Linked DNA regions of Homo sapiens: region 1 is linked to region 2. Evidence: chromatin loops called from intact Hi-C (ENCODE). Cell type or tissue: endothelial cell of umbilical vein. All regions are shown on one strand. Each heading gives the region's core, and the rest is flanking DNA. Links, peaks and the distances in the headings are about the cores only. Region 1 overlaps BASP1-AS1 (BASP1 antisense RNA 1). Region 2 has its middle 76 kb from the start of MIR10522.

What was found. Peaks named below come from ENCODE experiments on the same cell type or tissue, not always from the same donor. Only the 100,000 strongest peaks of a DNase experiment are listed, where the experiment ranks them.
Region 1: a loop joins it to region 2, with 6 times the contacts of the local background. A loop is called at or near these places in 2 of 110 quality-filtered maps.

The regions. Positions count from the first base shown.
Region 1 is chr5:17,166,969-17,172,348 of GRCh38, forward strand. All of the region lies in intron 1 of BASP1-AS1 (BASP1 antisense RNA 1), which reads right to left. LOC105374664 (a long non-coding RNA gene) reads left to right here. Exons shown (of 4, transcript XR_001742614.2): 3 at 3,795-3,912; 4 at 5,246-5,319. Among named protein-coding and RNA genes, the nearest start is that of MIR10522, 14 kb to the left of the region's middle. In endothelial cell of umbilical vein, for the core only: no CTCF peak of the experiment used is centred there; a DNase peak (open chromatin) is centred at 2,673; H3K27ac peaks cover 2,314 bases.
Region 2 is chr5:17,077,132-17,082,511 of GRCh38, forward strand. No RefSeq gene overlaps it. Among named protein-coding and RNA genes, the nearest start is that of MIR10522, 76 kb to the right of the region's middle. In endothelial cell of umbilical vein, for the core only: no CTCF peak of the experiment used is centred there; DNase peaks (open chromatin) are centred at 800 and 2,600; H3K27ac peaks cover 3,654 bases.

The DNA.
Region 1 (5,380 bases), core at 171-5,170, 90 kb after region 2:
TTTTTAAATAATCCCATTTTAGAGGTGTGTGCTCAAATGTTTTTACTAAGAGAGGCATATGGATATCAGCTAAACTTTTGTTTAAGAAGATAATTAGGCAACTGAGCTAAAACAGAGAACCTGGAGGTTGGTGGACAAAGTAGGAGATGATTGTAATTCCTCAAGCAAGACATGCTGAAGGCCTAGACTAATGAGTGTCAGAGGAGGAAAGATGGATTTCAAAGACTTCTCCGAGGCGGGGTTGGGGAGGTGTTGGTAAATAGATGTGAGCATGAAGGAGAGGGAGAAATTCAGTTTAAATGTCAGGTTTGCTACGTGGAAAGCAGGGTTGGTGGTGGTAGCATTCATGGGGAACTTGACTGACTATAGAAGGCAGAGCTGATTTATGAACTGGGGAGAAACCATGATGTCATGATTTACATGATTTCATGTAAATGATGTGGAATAGTTTAGGTGATGGGATGCATATTGGAATTACCTTTTGGATTTATGCTAGATTATTCTAGCCAGTTGGAGCAGGTAAAAGATGCCTAGGCTCGTTTCCTATCTGTCATATAATCACCTCACACTCCTGGAAATGGGCTTTAAAAGGGACATTTCTTAATCCTTCTGAAAAATTGTAGTTCAGACTTTGGCCAATTAAACCTCAGGGGTGCTCTCAACTGGAAAACCACTTGGCACAGGGCAGTCAAGAACTGCTGTTAGTGGTCAGTGCCTGTTCTATCTTAACTCCTTCCCTGCTGAGAGGTCAGCTGGACTCCAGCAAAGGCCTGGATATGCATGAAAAAGGATGAGGGGTGAGGATGGAGAGGTGCATCTGTTCATCTGAGCATTCCCCTGTTTAGCTCTATAGCCAGGTCTGAGGCTATCATGGGCAAAAAAGGAAACCCAGAAGGGCCTTGAGCTTATTTTAAAGTCAAAGTGAAAGACTATAGAGTCTTAATTATGAGTTGATATCATTTCAGAAACTTTTCTCTTGTAGCCTTTTTGAGCAGTGGTCTCTCATGTTACAGGGGAGGCCTGTACCCCTAAAAGTATGCAAGAAAATTGGATACAGATGTATTCTTTAATCTGAAAAAAAATAAAGAAGACACTAAGCTTTACTGATACTTACACATGACTGAGAGCAAGCAGTTCACGTGTAGAGTTGATAAATAAGTGTCATACTGGGGATGCCTGGTCAGAAATCTTTTACTGATAGGGCCACATGACCCAGAAAGTTTGGGCTTTAATGGTGTATCAGAGAGATGAGAAGCAGGCAGGCTAGATAGAAGCAGATAGGTTTTTGCAAGTGAGAGGAGAGGGGGCAGTCGGGACAGTGAGATAAAGAGGAAGAGGCAGAGGGGATGGTATTTAGGAGGTAAATTCTACAGGATTTGGTGACTGATGATTGATGAATTTTGAGTGAATCTTTGATAAGACACCCCGCCATGAAAAACAATTTTGTCTCCTTAGTGCTTCTAGAGACCTGCCATCATTTCTGTGATGGCAAAATTATCTACCTAGTTATTTGTCAGTCTTCTTCCTCTCTCCAAATGCCTTTGGAGTTGTATCTCCAGTAATTTAGTGGATACTAAATACATGTTGCTATGTGAATATTACATGAAATGTTTTAACAGCTCAAAATATGGAAGATAAACTTTTTTTTTTTTTTCCTGAGATAGGGTCTTGATCTGTCGCCCAGGCTGTAGTGCAGTGGCGCAATCTCAGCTCACAGCTCACTGCAATTTCCACCTCCCGGGGTCAAGCGATTCTCCTGCCTCAGCCTCCTGAGTAGCTGGGACTATAGGCATGTGCCACCATGCCTGGCTAATTTTTATATTTTTAGTAGAGATGGAGTTTCCCCATGTTGGCCAGGCTGCTCTCAAACTCCTGACCTCAGGTGATCCACCCACCTCGGTCCCAAAGTGCTGGGATTATAGGTGTGAGCCTGCACCTGGCCTAAGAAACATTTTTGAATTAGAGAGCGTTCTTGGCTAGACTCTGTGGCTCACGCCTGTAATCCCAGCACTTTGGGAGGCCAAAGAGGCAGGATTGCTTGAGCCCAGGAGTTCAAGACCAGCCTGGGCAACATGGCAAGACCCTGTCCATAGAAAAAATTTTAAAAATTAGCTGAGTGTGGTGGTGCGTGTCTATGGTCCCAGCTACTGGAAGCTGAGGCAGAAGGGTCACTTGAGCCTGGGAAGTTGAGGCTGCAGTGAACCATGTTTGTGCCACTGTACTCCAGCCTGGGTGACAGAGCAAGACTCTGTCTAAAAAAAAAAAAGAGAGAGAGAGAGTGTTTCATATAATTGTAGGTTTTTATTTCAATAAAATAATCATGCATTATGATATGACGTGGACTCAGGGATCTTAACACCAGCCTTAGGATTCTGCATTACAATTTGGAAATTACTAGGGATTTGTCAATGACTACTGTTTGAAATTTACATGGTGATAAAGGACATTATTTTACTACCTGCAAGTATAAGAGTCAACATTAACCATGAAAGTTATTTTCTCCTTACGAAAATATAAAAGTCAAAATTAGCCATAAAAGTTATTTCCAAAGCATTTCCTTTTGAACATGCAAGGAATGCTGACTATTCAACAAACAGTAGTTGCATAAAGAAGATTTTTGGTCCCATGATCTGGCTGAAGCTTTGCACAAACAGCTGCTTATCTCATGAATGGAATTTCCTGTTAATATTCTTGCAGGCTAATTGTTCATCAAAAGTACAACAAATGTCAACAAACATCAGAAACGTGTTACATCTTAATATTTACAAGACAGCAGAAATAGTTCAGATGTTTAACTTGGTTGAGCTTAAAAGGCAAGAGTGCAATCTTTAGCCCTTGTCACAAACTAGTCTTGACGGGATTAATGCTATTCACATAAACCATTTGTTTTAAATGCCCTCTTTCCTGTTAATTTACAACAACATATGGCTTAAGATAGCACAGGATAAGGGAAGAAACAAAACTGTAACTTCAAACAGTATAGTTGAAAGCACCTTTGTTTTGAATGGATTTCATAGACTTTTCATCCCAACTACATATGGAAATAAATTTTCTTAGAATAAAAATGCTTCAAATGGACTCTTAGGCTGGGCGTGGTGGCTCACGCCTGTAATCTCAGCCCTTTGGGAGGCCGAGGCAGGAGGATCTCTTAAGGTCAGGAGATCAAGACCATCCTGGCCAACATAGTGAAACCCCGTCTCTACTGAAAATACAGAAATTAGCTGGGCATGGTGGTGAATGCCTGTAATCCCAGCTACTCAGGAGGCTGAGGCAGGAGAATCGCTTGAACCCAGGAGGTGGGGGTTGCAGAGAGCTGAGATCACACCACTGCACTCCAGCTTGGGTGACAGAGCAAGACTCCGTATCAAAAAAAAAAAAAGGACTCTTAAATCCCGTGGCAGCAACCACAAAGATATCCACTTGTTTCAGTGAGAGGTGGGTTTCGTAGGGTAGAGGTCCCAGAAGTAGGAAGTAATATCATCAGACCACCAGGGTTCGGATCAGAGGTGAAATTTAGAATCAGTAGAGACTTCCTGAAACACAGACAACAGATTTTTTTTTATAAGGCATTTCCAGGTTTTTGTCTTTTTTTCTCTCAGTGAAAGTAGCATTTTTCACTGAGGTGTCAATTCAGGAGCTGTTTCAGGAAGGTGCTCAGGGAAGATATTTTAGTACAACACTCCGGCCTCCTTCATAATACTAATCACGCCCTATTTTCCTTTCCTTAGCCCTAACAAACTCAGAGTGCTGAAACACTGGAAGCCAGCTACAGGTCTTTTTCCTTTCTCTTCCAGATGGTATGCATCTTGTTCCTCTTTCAGACACAGGTGAAAATTGAAGTTTCTAGAAACTGGAGTTTCCTTCTCATCTTGTTGGCATCTTCCCCTGGGGAGAGGGGTAATACCTCCACAGGTACTGGGAGCCACTTTTTGGGTTATAAGGAGGGAAGTTTAGTTAGCCCCACCTCTGCCGTCTTGTCTATTCCTGTACAGTTTTAGGCAGGAAATGTCTCCATTGGATATTTGTGTTTAGTCTTTTTTTTTTTCTTTTGAGACGGAGTCTGGCTCTGTTTCCTGGGCTGGAGTGCAGTGGCACGATCTCAGCTCACTGCAGCCTCCGCCTCCTGGGTTCAAGTGATTCTCCTGCCTTAGCCTCCCATGTAGGTGGGACTACAGGCACGTGCCACTATGCCTGGCTAATGTTTGTATTTTTTTTTAGTAGAGATGGGGTTTTGCCATGTTGGCCAGGCTGGTCTTGAACTCCTGGCCTCAAGTGGTTTACCAGCCTCGGCCTCCCAAAGTACTTGGGATTATAGGCGCGAGCCACTGCACCCAGCCCTGGCTAATTTTTTTGAAAAGTTTTTCTGTAGGTTGGATATAGTGGCTCAATCCTGTAATTCCAGCACTTTGGGAGGCGGAGGCAGGAGGAACACTTGAGGCCAGGGGTTCGAGACCAGCCTGGGTAACATGGTGAAACCCTGTCTTTACTAAAAATACAAAACATCTTGGATCGCTTGAGCCTGGGAGGTCAAGGCTGCAGTGAGCTGTTACCGTGTTGCTGCACTCTGGCCTGGGTGGCAGAATGAGACCCAGTCTCAAAAAAAAAAAAATCATATCTATATCTATATATGTATACACACACACACACACACACACACACGTGTAGAGACAGGGTTTTGCCATGTTGCCCAGGCTGTCTCGAACTCTTGAACTCCTGGGGCTCAAGCACTCTGCTCACCTCAGCCTCCCAAAGTGCTGGGATTACAAGTGTAAGCCACCATGCCTGGCCTGTTTAGTTTTTTTTGTTTTTTGTTTTTTCTTTTTGAGACGGAGTCTCGCTTTGTCGCCAGGCTGGAGTGCAATGGGGCAATCTTGGCTCACTGCAGCCTCTGCCTCCTGGGTTCAAGCAATTCTCCTGCCTCAGCCTCCTGAGTAGCTGGGATTACAGGCGCCTGCCACTATGCTCGGCTAATTTTTTTGTATTTTTAGTAGAGACGGGGTTTCACCACATTGGCAGGATGATCTTGATCTCCTGACCTTGTGATCCACCCTCCGTGGCCTCCCAAAGTGCTGGGGTAAGGCTGGCATTGTAATTTTGATATAAAAGAAATACAAATTAAAAAATAAAAGGCATGAAGAAGGTTAAATTTTAATTGGGAGTATTGGTACGAATCTGTAATTTCAGTGTATGCATAGCTCCTAGTCTTGATTTAAAGTGTTTATCTGTGCATGTATTCCTAATCAAGGAACCTAGAGGTGATGGTGTCCAGTAGCCATGAGATACCTGCTGCCCAGAATGGGTTTCTAAAGGCTATTAAAAGGAACCAGATCTCTTGGAGAATGGCTGATCCTAGGCTTGATTCAAGGAAAGTTCAAGGTGA
Region 2 (5,380 bases), core at 172-5,171:
AATAAAAAGTAGGCCAGGCTCATGCCTGTAATTCCAGCATTTTGGGAGGCTAAGGCGGAAGGATCATTTGAGCTCAGGAGTTTGAGATCAGCCTGGACAACATGGTGAAACCCTGTCTCTACTAAAAATTCAAAAATTAGCTGGGTGTGGAGGAGCGTGCCTGTAGTACCAGCTACTTGGGAGGCTGAGGTGGGAGGATCCCTTGGGCTTGGGAGGCAGGGTTGAGTTGGCAGTGAGCTGAGATGGCACCACTGCCCCACTGCACCTGGGCGACAGAGTGAGACCCCGTCTCAAAAAAAAAAAAAAAACAACTAATCTCCAAATACTTTTGGAGAAGCGTAAAGAGTTTAATCTGGGGTAATAGAATGGGTACCCTCTGCAGTCCCTCGGACCATCTTGTTTCCATTTACTTGATTAAGAATTAAACATATTGCAGCCATGTGTGAACTTGGCACATTCAAGATTCCTGCTAAAAGTTAGAATTCCTTTGACATCCTACCGCACCCTTTAGAGAAATTTCTAAAGACTTCCTTCCAGCTGTCACCAAAAATGATAAAAGGCCATTTACGGACAGCGTTGCTTTGATTGCCCCTGCCTAAGTGTACAATGGGTAGAAATGCATTTACTGCCATTTCTAGGGCAGTAGAATATTGGAAATAGTAACCTTTTATATGTTCTTTGCCTAAAGGATGGAAGAGGCCATGGCTGTGTACTGACAATATTCTTCTACTGACAAAATGCTGTTGCTTGAGAGTGCAGCTGAGGTTATGCCATTTCTCATAAAGTCAAGTAAAAAGTAAAGCAGTGTTGACTTACTAGCTTATCAACTGAAAGAACGCCTTGTAGCTTCTAGTCTGTAAAGCCTCAACTTATTTCTATTATTTACAAAAAGGATCAGTTTGTTCCAAGCCTTTTGAACTGAAGTGCTGCTGTTCCCTGCAGCAGGAGAGAGGTCACTAAGAGGAAGCCAGAGAATCACACGGATTGCTTCTTCCTCCAGCTCTAGAACTGAGATGGCTCCTCGCCTCCCGAAAAACAATGCGGCTGACTCTAACGAAATTCACTATCACCCACAGGCAGTAGCCAGACACACCTACTTTATTTTCAAAATTAAATTGTTTGATGACAGACAGATAAGGAACAGATGGCAGGGAAGGTGGAGATAATAATAGGTAAGTTTTGTCTTCTGGGTTGATGGGTTTTACCCTATTCCTATCAATGTTGACCAGAAATCAGAACATTATTCATTTATTTTGGAAATTACTTCAGTTGATTAAACAAATGTAATCAGGATAAAAAATAAACCTAAGGAGGCCGGGCGTGGTGGCTCATGCCTGTAATTCCAGTACTTTGGGAGGCCGAGGCGGGTGGATCACAAGATCAGGAGTTTGAGACCAGCCTGGCCAGCATGGTGAAACTCCATCTCTACTAAAAATACAAAAATTAGCCCGGGCATGGTGGTGCGTGCCTGTAACCCAGTTACTCTGGAGGCTGAGATAGGAGAATCGCTTGACCCCAGGAAGCAGAGGTTGCATTGACCTGAGATAGCGCTATTGCACTCCAGCCTGGGCGACAGAGCAAGACTCCATCTCAAAAAAAAAAAAAAAAAAAAAAAAGGAATAATTAACTCATAATCCACTTCTTTAACATGACAACTCAATTTTTTCCCAGTCTTTGTCCATAATAATTCAGATAAAATATTGCTTTTTTACATTTGATAACTAACCGTCATGTCATTTAACCAAATGGTTTGATACAAGGTTTGAAGCTGTAGAGCTTCAATGAAAACATCCATACCTATTAAATGGGACAAAGAGAAAGATTATTTAATGATAAAAGTGTATAAGCCGCAAGAATGTATTACAGTCATGTTTATGCCAAAGCAGGAAAAAAGCCGAATACATAAAGCAAAAACTCATGTCAAGATAACTTAAAAACAAACAAATTATTCTAGGACATTGTAATATATCTCTTTCAGAGTTTACTAGGCCAAGCAGATAAAAATAAGGAAAAATAAGGTTTGAAAAAAATATAATAAACAACCTCAACATTATACATGACTTTATATCCAGCAGAAAATATATGTTCTTTTGTGACTTTGGGCATTTAGATGATTCAGTCATTAATTGGCCACAAAGAAAACATTAACACGTTCCAAATATCGGAAGTGGATGTTCTGGAGGCCATATTCTTAACTCTTATTCCAATAGAACTAGATCAACAATGTATATATAGATACACCAAATTGAAGAAAGCTCCGCTTAAACTAGTAGTAGAACCTAATTTAATGTCATATTTTATTGGCAAGGAATAACAAATGGTTTAGAGCTTATATCAATTTACAGCTTGTGAGTACAGGTACAATCAAGAGTACCAGGTGATTGAGAGATTAAAATTTTATTGATGGATCTCATCTTTAGAGTATCTGCATTAGTCATCAATCCTGTGAAATATTCTCATAGGTTCAGAAAATCTCCGTAAGGAATGAACATTTGGATCCAAACAGATTACAAACCAAAATGAGTCTTCAATGTTATTTCTTGCTTTTCGGTGTGAAGGAAACAAGACCGCTGTAACAATGGAGCTTTTCCAAAAGCTGCGATAAGATCTTCCTTCCGTGTCTGGAACTGCACTCTGAAGCGCTGGACTCTTAATCAGCACAAAGAGGAAACCAAGGCTTCCTTCCCAGGTCAACTGGCTTCCATGGACTGCAAAACTACCTTTTACAAAGCGCTCTGGATGCTGTTAGCCTAGGAACCACTTTCTGTTTCATTCCCCTTGGCATTAGACTAAACAAAGCACTGTGTTTCCATTTTAATATGTGGTCCCTTAAAAGACATTCTTCTCTACATCATAAGGATAAAGCAGCATAGGTTGTGCTTATTCAGCCTGTTCCATCACTATCACGATTATTTACATTAAATTAAAAATATAGTTCACAAGGCAACCAGTGTGGGTTGGCTTGAGAGGGGCAGGAGTTGTCTTTGATGAACGAAATAATTTTAGATAAAGTTACCCTGGTATATCCCTGCTTAGTGACAATAAGAACATTTTATTCGATCCATTCAATAAACCTCAGAAAGGTAGGTTCTGAAGATGTGAGAAGGGTATAGATGGAGGCGTGGGGCTGTCTCTGATTCTGATGTGCAAACAAGCTGTCTGAAGTCTTTCCATATTTTAAATCCCCAGTTGTGAAATGAGATCCATTAGTAAATTGAAGATGGGATGACATTGGCTGGGTGTGAATCATCTCCTGGTAAAACCTTGAGCTTCCAGAAGATGCCACATTGCAAGACATCTAAAAACACCCAGGGGACCGACGATAGCTTTGTTTTAAAATAAAATGGTTACCTTGGAAGATTGGAAAAACTTAAAAGGTGCAGGCTTGCAAGCTCTTGCTTGCATCTTGCAGGCTTAAACACATAGAATTCTATTGCAACAGTGGTGTTGACAGAGCAAGCGTGTTTCCTTGAAACAAGAAGCCGCCCAAATTAATAATTACTACCTGATGAGGCCCTCAAATATTTCCCACTGATTCCTCCTTTTTTTCCTCTCCCTTTCTTGTTTTGGTTTTTGAGACAGGGTCTCTCTGTCACCCAGGCTGGAGTGCAGTGGGCAGGATCACAGCTCGCGACAGCCTCGACTTCCTGGGCTCAAGCAGTCCTCCCACCTCAGCCTCCCGAGTAGCTGGGACTGCAGGTGTGTGCCACCATGCCCGGCTAATTTTTAAATTTTTACTAGATATGGGGTCTCACTGTGTTGCCCAGGCAACATAGTCTTGGAACTCCTGGGCTCAAGGGATCCACCTGCCTCAGCCTCCCAAAGTGCTGGGGTTACAGGCATGAGCCAACCACGCTCCGCCTTTTTCTCTTCCTTTGTACCACCCCCTCACTGAGAGCTCCTGCACACCGGGCCTCTTTTTTTTGGAGTCCTGCTCCTTCATGGTGCAGCAGTGGGAGGCGAGGGTTGGGGAGACAGTGTCCATAATGAGCTCTCAGGTCCCTCAGCTTGGCTCCTGAGCCTACTTCTCCTCCACTGCTGGCCTGGCCAGGCCGTGACATTCAAAAGATGAAAACACCAGGAGGCAGCAACAGAAGGAAGAGGAATTCCCACTCTGCCATCACTCTACCACATTCTTCCATGGAGTGTAAGGTTAGGCCAGACCAGAACGTGGGCTTTCCCTCAACCTCCTTTCTTACAGAGGGGAGCGAGGTTCATTATATTCTTATTGGGAAGAAATCTGGTTTGGAAACTTGTGGAGCTGATTACTAGAGAATGAAAATAATGCCCATGAGCCAGAGTTACTTCTCCCCCTCATTGTTTGCTTATAACATAAAAGAAGAAGTATTTATTGTCTCGTGTGTAGTAATTGAGAACAGATTTGAGAACAGATGCAGGCACACACATGAACTTTTTAAAAAAACTTCCTGCAGTTATTTTATTTTATTTTTTTTCAGATGGAGTCTCACTCTGTTGCCCAGGCTGGAGTGCAGTGGCGCGATCTTGGCTCACTGCAAGCTCCACCTCCCGGGTTCATGCTGTTCTCCTGCCTCAGCCTCCCAAGTAGCTGGGACTACAGGAGCCTGCCACCACGCCAGGCTAATTTTTCGTATTTTTTAGTAGAGACAGGGTTCCACCGTGTTAGCCAGGATGGTCTCGATCTCCTGACCTCGTGATCTGCCTACCTATTAGAATAGCCCAGCCAAGGAAGCTTTTCTAATGTCTAAAATAGCAGAAGCCAGGTGCGGTGGCTCACGCCTGTAATCCTAGCACTTTGGGAGGCTGAGGTGGGAGGATCGCTTGAGCCCAGGAGTTCAAGACCAGCCTAGGCAACATAGTAAAACCCTGTCTCTACAAAAATTAGCAGGGCATGGTTGGTGGCACATGCCTGTAATCCTAGCTACTGGGGAGGCTGAGGTGGGAGGATTGCTTGAGCCCGGGAGGTCAAGGCTACCTTGAGCCAAGATAGTATGCCACTGAACTCCCCCCTAGGCAATAGAATGAGACCTGTCTCTAAATAAGTAAAATAATGCCAGGTGTGGTGGCTCATGCCTGTAATCCTAGCACTTTGGGAGGCTGAAATGAATGGATCATCTGAGGTCAAGAGTTCAAGACCACTCTGGTCAACATGGTGAAACCTCGTTTCTATTAAAAATACAAAAAAAATTAGCCGGGCATGATGGCGGGTGGCTGTAATCCCAGCTACTCAGGAGAGTGAAGCAGGATAATCGCTTGAACCCAGGAGGCGGAGGTTGCAGTGAGCCGAGATCGCACCTCTACACTCCAGCCTGGGCGACAGAGCAAAAACTGTCTCAAAAAAAACAAAACAAAAATATGTAAATAAAGTGGCAGAAATGTCATTATTTAGCAAACTTCAACT